Linked DNA regions of Homo sapiens: region 2 is linked to region 1. The links are chromatin loops, found by intact Hi-C in ENCODE. Cell type or tissue: spleen. All regions are shown on one strand. Links, peaks and the distances in the headings refer to the core of each region. The heading gives the core; the rest is flanking DNA. Region 1 has its middle 19 kb from the start of LPIN1. Region 2 has its middle 9.5 kb from the start of NTSR2.

Evidence for each region. A loop is a pair of places that touch in the nucleus more often than their neighbours do. Peaks named below come from ENCODE experiments on the same cell type or tissue, not always from the same donor. Only the 100,000 strongest peaks of a DNase experiment are listed, where the experiment ranks them.
Region 2: a loop joins it to region 1, with 8 times the contacts of the local background. A loop is called at or near these places in 2 of 110 quality-filtered maps.

The regions. Positions count from the first base shown.
Region 1 is chr2:11,725,875-11,728,783 of GRCh38, forward strand. It overlaps a transcript of LPIN1 not described here. Among named protein-coding and RNA genes, the nearest start is that of LPIN1, 19 kb to the right of the region's middle. In spleen, for the core only: no CTCF peak of the experiment used is centred there; no DNase peak of the experiment used is centred there.
Region 2 is chr2:11,678,251-11,681,159 of GRCh38, forward strand. It overlaps a transcript of LPIN1 not described here. Among named protein-coding and RNA genes, the nearest start is that of NTSR2, 9.5 kb to the left of the region's middle. In spleen, for the core only: no CTCF peak of the experiment used is centred there; DNase peaks (open chromatin) are centred at 331 and 1,611; H3K27me3 peaks cover 631 bases.

The DNA of each region.
Region 1 (2,909 bases), core at 151-2,650:
CAGCTTTCCTAAATCCAAGAAGGACATTTAAGAGATAAAGCTACAAGGACTCTCATCTCAAAGGGCGGGATCAGGAGTTAACGCACGGCAGAGAGGCTACTGTGGCCCCACCTTGAGCCTGTGTGGTGACTGGCAGCGTTATTGCTGGAGTGATCCATTCTCATAGACTCAAGATGATGGAAATGCACTGTCCCTTCATCAGTTCTCCATGGCAATCAATTCACAGCCATAGCTTGACCTGATCACCAAGCATCTGGACCATCATAGAAGCCCTTTCTACCTCAGCTGCTGCCCGGCATATGAAATGTCCGCCATAGCCAGATTCATTTAATAAAACAGAGGTTTCATAATGTTTTACTTCCTGCTTAGAAGCTTTTAATGGCTCTCCCGGACCTTCAGGACAAAACGCTAACTCCTTAGGCTGCCATCTGAGGCCATGACGAATCGGTCTCCATCTGTCTTCCCATATTAACACCTCAACAAACCCATAGGGCTGTGTGATAACCTGCAAGTGAATCCTAAACACGTTTTGAACTTTCCCATTACCTAAGGTTTGCTAAACGTGTTGCTCCACTGTTACTCCCAGCCACGCTCTCCCCCGCCCCCCATCTCTTCTCTGCTCATCTGTCCTGGTTGTCGTCCAAAGCTCCTCCAGGTCTGGATCAGATCCCATCTGTTTAAGAGCAGCTTCAGCCTCTCTTCCCACCCCAGCACCCTCTCAGCCCTCCTCCCCCTCCCAAACTCCTCGAGCCTCTGGGACTTTAGCAATCATGTGATAGTAGGCATATGTGGCAATGTTGAGCCAGTTATTTTTTTAAAATAAGCCATAGAATTGATTCAAATGTTGCCAGTTTTTCTACTAGTGTAGGTTTTCTGGTCCAAGATCTGATCTACGATCCTCAATGTAGTGAGTTGTCATGCCTCTGCAGTCTCCTCCAAGCTGTGACAGTTCCCTATTCTCTCCTAGTCTTTCATGATCTTGACACTTTTGAAGCGTGCTTGTCAGTCATCTTGTTAGAGGGTCCCCCAATTCAGGTTTGTATAATGTTTTCACGATTATGCATTATTGGGATGAAGGCCACAAAGGAACGTGCCCTTTTCAGTGCCTGTTGGGCACATGGTGCAGACATGCCATGCTGGAGTTGTCAACCCTGAACACTTGATTAAAGGGGTGTCTCCCAGGTTTTCTACTGTAATTTCCCTTTTAATCGCTAGAAATGTTTGAGACTATGTTAATATCCCCTCTTTTCTTTACCTTCGTCCATTCGCCTTAGCTTCCCTTAGTGGATCCTGCTGCAGTAGTGATTAATGGGGCATTCTAATGGTGATTTTCTGTTTCCCTCTTTCTTTCTACATGTACTAACTGGAATTCTTCTTTAAGGAAAAGTAGCGTCTTCACCATTCATTGTTTTATTCAGTTATTACTTACATCAGTATGGATTTATATATCTTAAAATTTATTTCGGTTCTAATCTAATTTCCTGTGTTCTTTCAACATCTTTGCTCGCTTGTTTCTTTTCTTTACTTTTTGGCACCTCCTTACCATAAGATCCTCCAGGCTCATGTGGCATTTTGTCTACTCTGGCCCTGGAATCAGTCAGTTCTCCAGTGACCCTTTTTATTGGAAAACCAAGACGTGGGGTGCTTGTGTGCTCACTGCTAGTGGGGTGTCACTGTTTCTAGTCCCTCTCAGTGGAAAAGAGAAAATATATTTATTATAGGAACCATGAATACACACATGCACCTCTACTTTATCCATACATCCGTCTTATCTATTATCTTTCTATATTTTAAAGTCCACGAGTTTATATCTGACTCCAATTCAGACCACAAGGTACATTCAGTTTCCCACTTTCCTTATTTGCAACTTCTTTCTCCAACAGTGAGAAACTCTGCTTCTATTATCTGAAATTGATTTGCTTATTTTTTCAATCCTAGTACCCAAATAAAGTACAGTTAGCCCTCCATATCCACCAGTTCCACATCCATGGATTCAACCAACCGCAGGTCGACAAATACAGCATTCGTGAGATGCAGAATCTGCAGATGCGGAGGGCTGACTTTTTGTATCCAGGGATTTTGTGGGTTTGCTGTACAGTTTTTTTGTCTTCTGCATTATGGCACCCAGTTGAAACACTTTTTGCCAGAGTCACTTAGGCCAGCTCCTTTCTACTCTGCTCTCCTTTGTGTGGTTATGAGATTCATGTGTGATACCGAGAGATTCACTTGTCAGTCTGCATGCCATCTTTACTACCACATCCCATTTGGTTTTTAACATTTATATAACAGTAATATTCTTCGTAGTGTAGCATTCTGTGAGTTTGGACCAATGCATAGAGTCATGTATCCACATCACAGTTCCGTGCTAATATTTAAGGTAGGTTTCCTGTAGACATTATACAGCTGGGTCTCGCTTTTTTATCCAATCTGACAATCTCTGTCTTTTAACTGGTATATTCATTGTGATTTTTGACATAGCTGGTTTAAATCCTCTATCTTACTACTTGTTTTATTAAAAAAAATTTTTAGACAGAGTCTCATTCTGTCATCCAGGCTAGAATGCACTGGCATGATCTTGACCCACTGTAACCTCCCCCTCCCCAGGTTCCAAGCAACCCTCCCACCTCAGCCTCCCAAGTAGCTGGGACCACAGATGCATGCCACCCCACCCAGCTAAGTTTTTGTATTTTTGGTAGAGATGGGGTTTCACCATGTTGCCCAGGCTGGTCTTGAACTCCTGAGCTCAAGCCGTCTGCCTCCCAAAGTGCTGGGATCACAGGTATGAGCCATTGCACCTGGCCTAGCTGTTTTATATTTGTGCTATCTGTTCTTTGTTTTTTTTCTCTTTTTTTCCCTTCACTTGGGTTAACTAAATACTTTTATAATTCTATTTTATCTCCCTATTGATT
Region 2 (2,909 bases), core at 155-2,654, 48 kb before region 1:
CCTAGCAGCCAAGGCTTTTTTGCTGTTGTTGCACAAAAGTAGTTATTTTCACAAAAAAGCCCAAAGCAGGAGTGGAGGGCGTTCGAATAACCCTGAGTGGCAGTGAGTCCCGAGGGTAGGGCCTGGGCTAGAATTCAGAACCCTGCAGTTTCTTCCAGAGGCCAGGGGGTTGGGCTGCAGTGAGGATAATGTGTCAAACCACTGCTCCAAATGGTGCGTCGGGGACACCTGCTGTGGTCCTCAGCTGCAGAGGCTGAGATGGCAGTGAGAGAGGGTTCAGCATGCTTAGGGGGCAGGGAGACCCGGGGTTTTCTGCATCCTAGGGGGATAGAGTGGCGAGGCAGGCCAACCTCCCGCTGCTGGACCCCAAGCACTTGTCGCCTGTCACTTCAGTCAGCTCCATCCTCAGGGCAGTGCCTTCCTTCAGGGACAAGAGGTCCTTCTGGGGCTGGTGTCCAGGCGGCAATGCAGTGAGGGCTCTCTAGGGAGAAAGGAGGCGTGGATCCTGCTCCCACCTCTGCACTGTTTTGCAGCTTGGCCCTTTGGGCAAGTATTTCCTGAATGGACCGGAGGCCTGCAGGGGAGAGACATCAGGCTGGTCCACAACATCCCTCTACATGATGGGGACAGGAGCAGGACCTTCTCTCGGGAGCCCCGTGCAGGTGAATGACACCCACACTCAGATTAAGTAGACCATTTTTGTGGTTAGTCAGGGATTATAATGGCTTTGTCTTGTTTCCTTTGCTGGAATGTCTCTTAAGTTTGCCCGGTGCTGACTGAGAATGGCACTCGCATCTTCCCAGTGGACAGGTGGGGCTCTTATGAAGCTCTGTCTCATGCCCCGCAGGACTGACTCTCTCGCCAGCCTGAGACGCAGGTGTTATTATCATGGCATCTCTCTCACACAAGCCTGGCAGGTGGGGAGCACAGCATCGCTATTCCCATTTGACAGCTGAGAAAACTGAGGCTATGAAGTTGGGACTTTTGCACAGCACCTTGGGAGGGGAGTGGTGGAAGATGGGGAGAGGAACCCAGGCCTCCTGGGGCCCAGTCCAACCCTCGTTCTCTCCTGCACCTCCCTACAGATGTGGAAGTTTGGATTTAATACTGATTTAATATTATGTCTGTTTTCTGCTTATGTTTTATTGGATATTAATTATTTTTCTGATTATAAAAGCATGTTCATTGTAGAATATGTAGCATATACAGGAAAGTTTAAATAACATAAAAGCCTGGGGACTTTGTAAACAGAGGTGGTGCTTCCTTCACCGAAGGCTCCTTGTAATGAAGCTGCAGAGAGGATGTCAAACCCGCCACGTGTCCCCTTGTATTCCATCGCTCTTCCAACCCCACAACCTTCCTGTGTGTTTGATAAACGCTTGTTGACAGATGGACGGGATACTAAGCCCCAGGCTAAAACCCTCAGCAGGCCCCTTGGCTGATCCACCGTGGTCTAGATTCCCCCAACCCCTGCCCCGGCAGTCTCTGTGCGGTGCCCATGGCCTTTTGCCTTGGGGGAGGCAGGCCTCCATGGCTCTGAAGGGTGATGGGGGCCGGGGGAGTCTGGCCTGCTTCCTCTCAAGCTGCAGAGCTGGCTTCCTGCAAGGCTCTGCTTCTGAAGGGGCCTGGTGGCCTTGGCCTTGGCTCAGGCTGGTGCTGCACCTGGAGGAATCTGGCCTGCTTGCTGAAGGGTGGCTGCAGAGCCGTGAAACTGGGAGCGTCACTGGGAGTTGCTGCTGGGGACTGAGTCTGGGACTAGTCCTTGGATGGCAGGGAGGGCTGGGCCCAGAGTTGGGGCTTCAGCAAAGAAGAGAAACTGGGACCTAGATCAGGCAGGCCCCCGATGGACTGACAGCAGTCCAGGAATGCTGAGGGGGGATGCAGGAGATGTGGGTGGGAGAGGTGGGAGCTGTGACTGCCCTGGCCAGAAGCCCAGGCAGGGCTGGCTGGCTTCTGGGAAGCGTAAAAGTGGCTCAGCCACCATAGGGCTGTTTTCATTCCTGGGGCTGGAAAATGGCAGCTGGCAGCAGCGTGAGCCCTCGGAGGCACCTGCTAAGTTGGCAGCATCACCTGTGCTGTTGGCCATGGCCATTCCCAGAGACTCTGGGCTTGGTCTCTGCGCCACAAGTATTTCTGGGCCCTGAGTGTGTGCAGAGCTCTGTGGTGGGGTAACGGGGCGATCTGGGGGCGGTGCGTGAAAGGCCTGGTCTCTCCCTCTTCTGCAGGAGGTCAAGGTGGAATGGGAATGGGTGGGGCTGCAGCTGGCAAGCCACAGAGTTCACAGGGCACAGGTCAAGAGTGATTCAGCCTGGCAGGGCTGGAGGAGGCCTCTCTGAGAAGCTGGCCTTGGAGGAGGAATAGGATTTCAATAAACAGAGCTGACGGGGGTGGAGCTTTCTAGCTGCGGGGTCAGCTTGAGCAAAGGCTGGGGAATGAGTACAGTGTGTTCCCCTAAAGCTAAGTCTGCAGGGGTTGTTCCTTGGGGCGTTGGGACTTTATTTTTTTCTTAGTTGGGGTGTGTGTGGTGACATTCGTCTTGGTCAGGCACCCTGCCTATGAAAGATAGCAGGCAGTCACGGGCCGAATATGTAAGACCCAGAGTGAAGGCCAAAGTTCGGGGGCCACGAGGCCTGGACTCACACCCTAGCATTGTCAGTTACAACTTTTGATTTGCTGAAAATGTAGTTGTCTCATCTATAAAATGAAGCTTATAATACCTAACTATATACTACTCACAGGTGCTTGATAAATGGTAGCTATTATTAATACCAGCACTACACCTGAAAGCAGATGGCCTGTGGTGACAGGCTGGACTGCAAATACAATGGTGCCAAGACACTGAATCCCTCTACACTGGCCCAGTGGACTCAGAGAGCACTGTAGGGGAAAATGCATGGAGCCAGGTCCTG